Regions from separate parts of the Homo sapiens genome. Here region 2 is linked to region 1. A link is a contact called in ENCODE Hi-C or POLR2A ChIA-PET data. All regions are on one chromosome and are shown on one strand. The core of a region is the stretch at or near the end of the contact, and the rest is flanking DNA. Distances in the headings are between cores, read along the strand shown. Region 1 holds the start of PSMD3 (proteasome 26S subunit, non-ATPase 3). Region 2 overlaps IKZF3 (IKAROS family zinc finger 3).

Region 1 (5,600 bases), core at 456-2,955:
CCCAGCCTGGTTCCCTCATCCACCAAGAATTCATGACCAACTGCCAGAAGCTTTGTGTTATGCCGCCAGCCTCCCTGATCCTGAGCACCTTCCAAAGCCTCACTCTATTGCTCATGGATATACTGGGTTGTTATCTGCTGACTTGGTTGTTTTCTCCTTGTGATGTAAACTTAATAGAGAGATGAGCTAACACCCTAACTATCTAGAAGAGTAACTCCTTTGATTGTTAAGGATGAACATAACTCATCTGTTTTCTTCCTTACCATTCTCGCCCACCTTCAGTTGCAGATATGGTGTTATGAAGAGGTTCTAATGAGTTTATTCCAATGATGATTCAAAAGTCCTGTTATCCACCCCCCAGCCCTGGAGGGTGAGAGGACAGTTGAGGAGGAACTGGTCAAGGCATGTTCCCTAAAACTAGAGCACATATCTTTCCAGTTAGCGAGTGGCTGTTTAACGCAAGGAACATCCTGCAATCCTATGAAAGAGGATGCAAAAGATATGCAGGATACCCTTTATATATGCAAAGGAGGAGGTCAAAACATATTTCCTGCCTTCTAGGTCCTTACAACAGGGCTAGATTGTCTTGTAGGGTCCGTGAAAGGTCTAAAACTCAGGACTTCCACTTATGGGAGAGAGAAAAGTTTCAAGGTAGGGAGAGAGTTTTTGTTGTGTGTTCTAAGAAATTGGGAGCTATATCCTTCACCTTGTTTCACCTTCCCTGCAGAACCAGTGGGGCAGTCCTTTGAAAAATAAGTGGGTAGGGTTTCTTGTCCAATTTGCTTCCCCTTAGGTACACCACTAAGTAAACCATCATTCTCTCCTTAGGCACACCATTATTCTGTTCCCCATTTCACAATGTCTGTCTGGATGTATAAAAGCCCTCTCAATGGGCTCCCTAAAGCGTCTGCCAGTAGGGGCTCCCACCCTCTTTCCTCAACACTCCCAATCCACCGCAGCCCAGAGCACAGTGTCTGCTTATCTAACCATCTGACTCCCCCGTATACTACATTCTTGAGCTGTTTTTCACCCCCCTATTTGCTAACCGTGGGCCGTACATAGGGTGGACCCCTATATTTTGTTAAACTGGAGTGATTCTACGCAAATGCACGCTCCTACCTATCGGCACTCCCAGCCTGCAGAAATTGTATGCCTTATGTTCAGCACTAAACTCAAATCTAACCAAGGAAGTCCGGATCCCATAGGGTTCTTCCTACTCTCCAGTTCGGTTTATTTTAAGGCCAACAGCCCTAGCTTCACGTCCCTCCTTCACAGCCTTCTTTCCTTCCCTCCTGCCGGATGCGCCCGGCAGCCGTTGAGCACAAGCCCAGCGGATCTGGAAGGAGACCCCGCCGCGACCGGGGAAAATTGAGCGAACTTGGGCGCAAAACCCGCCCGGCAACTCGTGACGTCATCTCGTCCCGCGCTCGGATAGGCTGTACCCACTCCACGCTGGTTGAGGCGCTCTTAAAGTCCTTTGTAACCCAGATTGGAGCCTGAGGGGACCTCTCGTGGACGCCCACAGAAATGCACTCGAGAGGAACATAAAAGCATCACACTTAAGCGCTCGAAAGAAAGCCCCACGAACCCATAAAGGCTCCTCCCCGCTCCTTCCTCGAAGCTCCTCCTTCATCCTGCACCTCGGCTGTGGATTTATTTCCCCTTTGTTGACTCGGCCATCGGCCTGCCGGGCCTGGCGTTTCCCAGAAGGCCCAGCGCCGGGAAGGGGTTTGCAGCTGCTCCGTCATCGTGCGGCCCGACGCTATCTCGCGCTCGTGTGCAGGCCCGGCTCGGCTCCTGGTCCCCGGTGCGAGGGTTAACGCGAGGCCCCGGCCTCGGTCCCCGGACTAGGCCGTGACCCCGGGTGCCATGAAGCAGGAGGGCTCGGCGCGGCGCCGCGGCGCGGACAAGGCGAAACCGCCGCCCGGCGGAGGAGAACAAGAACCCCCACCGCCGCCGGCCCCCCAGGATGTGGAGATGAAAGAGGAGGCAGCGACGGGTGGCGGGTCGACGGGGGAGGCAGACGGCAAGACGGCGGCGGCAGCGGCTGAGCACTCCCAGCGAGAGCTGGACACAGTCACCTTGGAGGGTACGGCAGCCCAGGCCGGGAACGTGCCGCGATCGCGGGTGACAGCGACCCCTGTGATTTGGCTTCTTGCTGGGAAGCCACAGCAGCCTCCACCACCCTCAGTTCTTTGGGATCACCCCCAGATACCTGCTCCCACTGCCCCGACACTCCCGACTCCAGGCCCAATGACTGAACCTTCTCTCCAGGCTGGGAACCACTCCCCTCCCATCCCCTCCATCCCCATATCTGGGGTTGCATCTATATCTAGGTCCCAGTGGGCCTGGGGACTCCCTCTTTTAAGTCCTCCCCTCTGACCTATTCCGTTTATATCCCACCCGACTGATTTTAGCGCCTCCAATATATGACTGATTGTTCCCGCTGGAAACCAGTGTTTGTGTCTGTGTGTAAACAGGGCCAGGATGACCTAGAATATTGACTCCTGAGTTTTAAAACTGTACAGCAGATTTTTGTTGTCCTAGCTGCCTTTAGCACACTCCCCCGAATGAACCATTTCGACCTAGTATCTTGTTTCCTACTTCTCTAACTGAAGTGTCCCAACAGTCCCCTTGCTGTCTCCTCCCTTCAGGTCCTTACTGCCCCTCTGTTTCTAAAGGGTTTAAGTACATACACACTTAAAACTTTTCGGGTGTCATCTTTGTTTGGTTTTGTAATACTCAACCTTTGGCCTAAACTCCTATATACCGGTGTCTCCTATTTCTTTTCTCCGAGGTTCCTGTTTCGAGTGTCTGTAGTCCTCTTGTTCCTCCAAGTTCATGTTTTACTTTTCCCACTTACAGCGTCCTGTTTCCATTTGAAGTGGGCAAAGTGAGAGCTTCCCACTGTGATCCTGGTGCCATTTTCCTGGTTCTGGATCAAGTGGGACCAGACTACTTACTAGGTTTTCTTTTCACTAAAATGCGTGAGAAACTAGCTCAAAAACATTGAGATAAGCAAAGTTATCCTCCTAGGTGGTGCTTTTGAGGATGTGATGGTGTTGACTACATCAGCTCTTACTGTAAAGTTGAGCAACAGGATCGATATTTAATAGAGATCCTTTTACCTAAAGTAGTGGCAGCAATGTCAAAGGTGCCACTCAGCATTGCCTACTGGGTGTGTTTATTACAGGCACTTCATTTTCTTCTTGTAAAGTAATTCATATTCATTGCAGAAATTGTGGAATGTATGAGAAGTTAAAAGCAGGGGATAAAAAACATGGTTAACATTTTTTCTTGTGAATTTTTGAGCTGTTCTCCTATAATTGAGAGCAAGTTATGTATACAGTTTGTATCAAGGCATAACTAAATATAAATTTTGAATTTTATGTGTTTTCATTAACATTCGTAAACATAATCAGCATTCAATTTATTCCAGAAACATTTATTGAATACCCAATATAATGGTTAAGAGTACAAGTTCTGGAATTAGTTCCCTCATCTGTATAAATACAAGTAATAGTACAGTACTTTATTGGGTTGTTGTGAACATTAAAATGCTTAAAACTGTGCCTAGCACATAAATATCAGCTGTTATTATTTATATCATTAGTGTGGCCCAGATACCCTGTGCTAATCGGTGAATATACAGAAGTGCCTAAGAAACTACTCATTGATTGCATTCCCTTATTGCTTTGCATTTAAACTGTTTCTAGTTTCTTGCTATCATAAATAGCTTTGAAGCAATCATCTTTGTGCCCAACTTAAAAAATCTACTTTTCTAATTATTTCTTCAGTACAGATTCCCACCAAAACCTATATGCCTGAGTTTAAAAGGCTGAACATTTTAAAGGTTTTTGATAGTTATTGTCCAGAAAAACTGTGCTGATTTACATTATACCAGGAGAAATGTAGTTTTCACTGTACTCTATAATTTTTTTTTTTTTTTGAGACGGAGTCTCGCTCTGTTGCCCAGGCTGGAGTGCAATGGCGCGATCTCGGCTCACTGCAACCTCTGCCTCCCAAGTTCAAGCGATTCTCCTGCCTCAGCTTCCCGAGTAGCTGGGATTACGGTCACCCACCACCACGCCCGGCTAATTTTTTTATTTTTAGTAGAGACTGGGTTTCACCATGTTGGCCAGGCTGGTCTCCAACTGCTACCCTTAATGATCCGCCCTCCTCAGCCTCCCAAAGTACTGGGATTACAGGCGTGAGCCACTGTGCCCCACCTATAATTTTTTTAATGTTACAAATTTGGTAGTTTAAAAATGTTTCCATTTGCAATTACTCAAATACTAATGGAATATAATTTTTGTCTGTTAGCTATTTTTCCTCTTTGTATGTTAGTTCGTCTCCATTTTTGTTTTGAAATTGTGGCAATATAATCATTATACCATTATATCTCTTAACCATTTATACAAGCTCTTTATAGAATAAAAATATGAATCTTTGATCACATTTGTTGAAAATATTTTTCTTTTGTATACACAGTTATCTAAAAGGGTTTTTTTAAATGAAGTCAAGCCCATTAATCTTTTGTGCGTATGTGATTTCTCCCATTGTTCACATTTAGAAAGTCTTTTCCATTAAGATCTGATAAATCTGGACTCCAGGTTTCTGTAGTTAATTGGTTTTTCTTTTCTTCCTCTGTCATCCTCTACCCCATCCTGCACCCCCACTGTATGTTTTTCTTGCCACTTGGTTATGTCTTAAAATCAGTGTGTGGAATCTGTAAATATTATGGACCCCATTAGGGCAGAAAAGGTGAGTGGTCGCATTTTGCCCCTCTGTGAGAGGCTCCTTAGAACTCCTTGCCTGGCCGGCACGGTGGCTCACGCCTATAATCCCAGCACTTTGGGAGGCCAAGGCGGGCAGATCACGAGGTCAGGAGATCGAGACCATCCTGGCTAACACGGTGAAACCCCGTCTCTACTAAAAATACAAAAAATTTAGCCAGGCGTGGTGGCGGGTGCCTGTAGTCCCAGCTACTCGGGAGGCTGAGGCAGGAGAATGGTGTGAACCCAGCAGGCAGAGCTTGCAGTGAGCCGAGATCACACCACTGCACTCCGGCCTGGGCGACAGAGTGAGACTCCGTCTCAAAAAAAAAAAAAAAAAAAAAAAGAACTCCTTGCCTGGAGTGGTGGGGGACTAGGAGTGAAAGTGACATCATTTTCTTCTCTGCTCTTCTTCAGACATCAAGGAGCACGTGAAACAGCTAGAGAAAGCGGTTTCAGGCAAGGAGCCGAGATTCGTGCTGCGGGCCCTGCGGATGCTGCCTTCCACATCACGCCGCCTCAACCACTATGTTCTGTATAAGGCTGTGCAGGGCTTCTTCACTTCAAATAATGCCACTCGAGACTTTTTGCTCCCCTTCCTGGAAGAGGTGAGTGAGTCAGGCCAACTTAAAGGGTGCAGGCCTGGCCTCAGATCCCCAGGAACAGCATTGTTTTCCATCCTAAAGTCCCATCTTATTACCTGTGGTAGCATGAGGAGAGAAGCCAAAGCAGTCCATTTGAATACTCATCTGCACAGTGACAAGGGAACCGTCCACTGCCCTGTAGTGTCATTCTTCAAAGTCAGGGGATCAGGACCCTCCCAGC
Region 2 (5,389 bases), core at 198-2,697, 230 kb before region 1:
CAATGGTGTGATCTCGGTTTACCGCAACCTCCACCTCCTGGGTTCAAGCAATTCTCCTGCCTCAGCCTCCCAAGTAGCTGGGATTACAGACATGCACCACCACGCCCAGCAATTTTGTATTTTTAGTAGAGATGGGGTTTATCCACGTTGGTGAAGCTCGTCTCGAACTCCCGACTTCATGTGATCCGCCCGCCTCAGCCTCCCAAAGTGCTGGGATTACAGGTGTGAGCCACCGCGCCGGGCCTGGAGCTGCATTTTTGTTGTAAGCACTTTGTTCTTACTTGGATTAGGTTTATTTTAGGGTGGTTTGGGGCAGACTGAGGGAGATTGGAAGGCAGAAACCACCCCCTCAGGACAACCACGTGGATCTCCTTAGGGTCTGGGTAGTGGAACTGGGCCCTGTGACCTTGGAGTTGGAGGGGAAGCTGTAAGCAGGGATGGAACGGGCCACCCGCACCCTCACACAGCTGTGACCAACAGGCACGGTCATCCGCATTCACCTGCCCAACTCCCATGCCCTGAGTCCTGTCCTCCAGGGCATTCCTACTGGCACTACCCCAATTTCCCAAAAGATTCCAGGGATCTCTCTCTCGCTCTCTCTTTTTTTTTTTTTACAGTCTCACTCTGTTGCCCAGGCTGGAGTGCAGTGGCTGATCTCAGCTCACTGCAACCTCCACCCCCTGGGTTCAAGCGATTTTCCTGCCTCAGCCTCTTGAGTAGTTTGGGATTACAGGCGTGCGCCACCACGCCCAGCTAATTTTTGTATTTTTAGTAGACGGGGTTTTGCCATGTTGGCCAGACTGATCTCAAACTCCTGACCTCAAGTGATCCTCCCGCTTTGGCCTCCCAAGGGAGGGTTCCTTCCTCCCAGGCTGAGGCACCCTGCCCCACACATCTACTGGAGGAACTTAGTGTTGGGGCCAGGGGGTGGCTGGGTAAGGCTGGATCCCACACTTGTCAGGCCAGGTTGGGGTAGGGGAGGATACACGGGGGACCCGTCTCTCAGCCGTTCTGGGCCGGTGCCTGAGGCGATCTGCCCCGCCGCCCGCCCTTCCGCCACCACCCAAGTCGCATGCGCGCGCCGGGGCCGACGGGCGCCAGGCTCCACCGAGCCACCCTCCGTCGTGGCGGCCCCTCGTGCCTCTGCGGAGGGAAGGCCGCCGGCTTCGCCAGGGGGCGCGCGTCGGGGTCGCGGCTCTTTGAACTCGGCCCCACGAGGGGACGCGCCATCGGTTTCGTGGCTTGCGTGGCGCCGCAGCAACGAGCCGGTCGCCCCGGGGCGTTGCTTAGTCCGGGCCTCGCTGCGAGTCTGTGGGCGAGGCGGGAGGTGCTTCCTTGGCCAGGCGGGTGGAGGAAGGTGTGGGCGCCGCATCCCAGCGTCGCGGAGCCTCCAGGCGCGGGCAGGCGAGACTGGCGTGCAGCGCGACGGCCTAGTCCCGGCGTCCCACCGTCCCCCACTCCCGCAGGCGCCGAGCCGATTCAGCCGCGCGGCTGCAGTGACACCCAGCGGCCGTCGCGGGAAGTGCGGTCGCCGCGGCCAGGCCTCCGGGGCTCCTGTCTCTCGAGGTTCCCACCCCGGTTACGCGCGGGCACCCCGGAGGAGAGCGGCCGCGCGCTGCAGATGCCCGCGGGGGCACTTCCCCTGCCCCTCCCCCGTTTCCTCCCCGCAGGCGCCCGAGCGCCGGGAGATCCTGCGCAGCGGCAGTGCCCGGAAGGGCGGGGCGGGGTGCAGCAGCGGCGCTGGGCTGTGACCCGGGCAGTTTCACTTCTGGATCCTGCTCGGGCTGTGATAGGACAGCGCGGGGGCAGCGGGGGAACACGCGGGCACGCCGAGATCCGGCGCTCGGGACCCCGATGAGGGGAGGCCTTTCACTCCTGGGGTGTCACGCGACCCACGCTTTCCTCCATGTCCACTCCCACCCCCCATGGGTTCCACTTTGCTGTCCCCCGAGCTGCCGCTCCTCCCCAGCAGACACCGTCTCCGCCGGGGCTGCCGACCCCCGGAGAGGCCCCGAGCGGCGTGGGCGGCGGGAGGAGGGAGCTGTGAAGCCGCAGGCAGGGGGTTAGGCTGCGGGCTGCTGAGACGCCGAGCTGTTTCTCAGAAGTGCAGCTGCCCCTCCCCTCACACCCCCCTCACTCCCACCGCGCGCCGCACCCCTGCCCCCTCTCCGCCGGCCTCCCTTTCCTCTCCCAGGCACCCTAGCCGGGAATCTGGGGTCTGGGTCCACGCAGAATTAAGAGGAGAACCTGAGAAAGGGCGGGGGCCGGGGGTTCAGACCCAGCCTCAGCGCGCGTTATTCCGAGCCTCCTATAATTCCACAGGTGAGGGGATCCTGTCCCCTACCCCTGGGGTCCAGGATTGGAATTTGATAGAACAGTTAGGAAAATGACATCTTGAGAGAGTCAGGGCCCGGCCACTATTACTCTAGCTCCAGCGTCCAGTGAGGAGAGGAGAGAGAGGGAAGACCTGGAGCCCGGCTGGTGCAGTGAGGTTGAGGCCTGTCTTAGGAGTACCAGCTGGAAGGCCCTTCAGAGATCCCTGACTCTGGGGAAAATCAACGCCCAGAAGGGGAAGTCAAGTGTCTGGGCTCATCCCGAGAGGGAGAGGGCTGGGATTGGAACCAGGACTCCAAATAGTTGCGGGAGTCTGCGACTGTCTTTTGCTTGGGACTTCAGAGCTTTGCTGGATTCACTGACTCAGCCTGCTTTCCCTCAACACACACAAACACACACACACGAGACACGTGCACGCGCGCACACACACAGATACACAGACACACACAGACAGACATGCAAGGAGAGAGACAGGCACACATGGAGACAGACACGCACACGCAAAGAGACACACAGCTCCCCAGGAGTCTAGCGGGGCAGCTGAGGTCTGTGAGTGAGACATTCTCAGTGAGACACTGAGAATGCAATTCCAGTGGGGGTGGGATGGGGATTGGGCGGTGGAAGGACAAGCCCGGGGGAGGAGGTGGCATCGCCCCCCTAGTTCCCATCCACCACCACCCCCAGTGCTGTGGTTTATTTGCCTAGGCAGCTCTTCTGGGCCAGGGGGCCAGGGTACTGGGGTGGAGAGGCGAGGTGATGGGAAAGGCTGTTCTGGGGCTTCCTGCCCCCTCACTCCTGGGGAAGGGGGGTAGCTGCCATCACCCGCAGGCCTTTCCACTGCAGCCCTTTCCTTGGGTATGTGTGTTATTCTGGGGGAAGATCTGTTATTTGCGGAGAAGGGAGGCAGCTGCCTACTTCACAGGTCAAGACAGAGTTAAAAACAAAACCACAGCAAATTCAACACCCCGTGTCCTTCAGGGACTTTCCATGACACCTTCCTTCCCCCCTCTCCCCTAAGCCAGGGAGCACCTCCCCAGAGGGCCTCCCCACCCCAGGTGCAGTGGCTTTTGGCTTTTATGCAAACAACTGTCTGATCCCGGAATGCTCCACAGCCCGAACTGTGGCCTGGGCCGAATGTGCCCCTCCACCATCCCTTGGGCCAGTGTTTCTGGTCTTCCTGGAGTTGTGACCTCCACTCTTCCTCAGACCCTGGATTCTGAGGGACAGGAGATGAGGGCAGGAAGCTAGGTCCTTTCCCCCTGCCTGCCCTCGGGTGGCAGTTGCCTGCAGGTGGAGGGTTTGGGCACAGCAACCTAAGTGAATGGTCCGGGGTTTTGAGTGATGGGGGAGGGGAAGAAGGAGGGTGCAGGTGTGGGGTGGCCTCCACTGCCAGGCCCACCACCCTCTAGGGCATTGAATTAGCTCCCAAGATCAGGAAGGAAAACTCTTCTCAGGCTGGGAGTCCATTCAACCCCAACGCCAGTGTGGACCTCCGGTCCTGCTCACTGGCAAAGGGGGTCAGGATCTCCCTGTCTCCCTCTCTTCTGCCTGAGCTGCTTCTGCTTTGGGGAGGGATTTGGGGATGGGGAAGGCCATATAATCTTCTCTCCAGGGCTGAAAACCAGCTACTGAGGGGCCGTTTTTGAATGTATTCAGTGCTAAAATGCAAAGGCAGGGTGCCATGCCATTCCTTTCTCCTCCTCAGCTTGAGCAAGACTGGGAAACCTGTAGGAGACCCTCAGCCAGTTTGAACATTTTGGAGTGCTGATGGGAGGGAGATGATGCTGATCATGGAGCCAGAGGACGCTGGTGCCAGCCTAGCCCCACATTTGTTAGTCTTAAAACTTCAGACAATCTTTCTCATGCCTCTTCCACAGAAGACGGAAAATGGAGGGTGCTTTAGATGAGGCTGAGCAGAAGGCCAGACTCTCTCTCTACTTTCTCTAACGTTTTCTAAGAGAGAACACAATGATGATGGAAAGAAAGCAGCCTCATCCCTATGCCATTCTCCTAGGACTTTTCCCCCTAACACCTTCGGTTTGGGTCTCCAGGTATCTAAAAACTGTATTTAAATATGGTCGAGTTTAAGGACTGCAACTCAAGTTTCCCAATGTGGATGTCTGTGAGCCCCCACACATGAAAAAGTCAGAACTTGACTGTATTTTAAGAAGAATCTCTGTTGAGGGAGGAAGGCAGAGCAGTGACTTGGAATAGGGGTGCACCATGCTGAATGTGCTGATCATGCTAAGTCCAGGTCCTCAACCTCCTCCAGTTTCCTTAGTGAACTAAGGACCAGTGGAACCAGGAACCCTATCTTGTGGGTTACAGGGGCCAGCAGCAGGATCACAGTGGTAGGCTCAGCAAGGCGTCAGGTGAGAACCTTTATTTCAGTGATAATTCATTTTTCTTGATAACTGGACTTTAAGAAATAGAGGGGCAAAATTAAGAAAGTATTCCTTGGGGCGGGATGAAACCCTTCTACATCCTGACACCAGCAGACACAAATCATAAGTGATAAGGATGCACAAGGACTAATTTCAAACATACCAGGATTTTTTTATTTTTCAGTGTAAAAATCAAACATGATAAACCTAGAAAACTATCAGCAGGGCTATTTCTTACAGGGTTCCAGCAAGGGTTAGCATTGTTACATTTCAGAAGCTGACTTTCTTTAAACCATCTTTACAGAGGAGTAAACTTCACAGTTCCACACATGGCTGGGCTCCAGGTAGAACTCCATAGGAGTGACGAGGGAAAGTCACCACTGGGCAGGGAGGGCATTTCTGAGAAATGCAGATGAGAGGAGAGGCTGTGAGCACAGGCTGTGTCAAAACCCAGGGCAAGGGCTCCCTCCCGCCTTCCCTCCCAGTGGGAAGGCCACCCTGAGCCCCAAACCACATTCTGTTCCTTCCTCGTCATTCTGCAGACAATGGTCATCCACAGACCACACGTGTGGTGGCTTTGGCAACCAGAAATTTAAAATAAGCTATGGTTTTTCCAGTAGCCAAAATGATCCTGCACCAAAGCTCATAGACTGAGAACCTGAGCATGCAAA

What was found. Hi-C counts contacts between places; a loop is a spot of excess contacts on that map. ChIA-PET counts read pairs that join two places held with the same protein, here RNA polymerase II (POLR2A). Pooled maps may share reads with other maps.
Region 2: a map of CD8-positive, alpha-beta T cell shows a loop between it and region 1 (17-fold over the local background). The contact joins the enhancer-like site here to the promoter of PSMD3 in region 1. A Hi-C loop is called at or near these places in 20 of 168 maps with a recorded cell type or tissue (B cell, CD4-positive, alpha-beta T cell, CD4-positive, alpha-beta memory T cell and 13 more), 35 of 37 single-sample maps with no recorded cell type and 29 of 50 pooled maps. POLR2A ChIA-PET finds 5 or more read pairs at or near these places in 14 of 52 experiments (A549, B cell, CD4-positive, alpha-beta T cell and 10 more).

What each region holds. Positions count from the first base shown.
Region 1 is chr17:39,979,102-39,984,701 of GRCh38, forward strand. It overlaps PSMD3 (proteasome 26S subunit, non-ATPase 3), which reads left to right and starts at 1,706. Exons shown (of 12, transcript NM_002809.4): 1 at 1,706-2,089; 2 at 5,193-5,383. The coding sequence starts at 1,870. RefSeq lists enhancers at 1-715, 1,137-1,316, 1,537-1,816, 1,617-2,594 and a silencer at 1,997-2,046.
Region 2 is chr17:39,752,849-39,758,237 of GRCh38, forward strand. It overlaps IKZF3 (IKAROS family zinc finger 3), which reads right to left. Exons shown (of 8, transcript NM_012481.5): 8 at 4,870-5,389. Among named protein-coding and RNA genes, the nearest start is that of GRB7, 18 kb to the left of the region's middle. RefSeq lists silencers at 1,073-1,212, 1,253-1,302, 1,443-2,172 and enhancers at 2,663-2,712, 3,123-3,432, 5,312-5,389. Within about 2 kb of position 1,448, at least 35 of the 41 ENCODE cell types and tissues checked have a DNase peak (open chromatin) inside an H3K27ac peak, as active enhancers do; they include B cell, CD4-positive, alpha-beta T cell, CD8-positive, alpha-beta T cell and 6 more, where a contact is called at or near this core.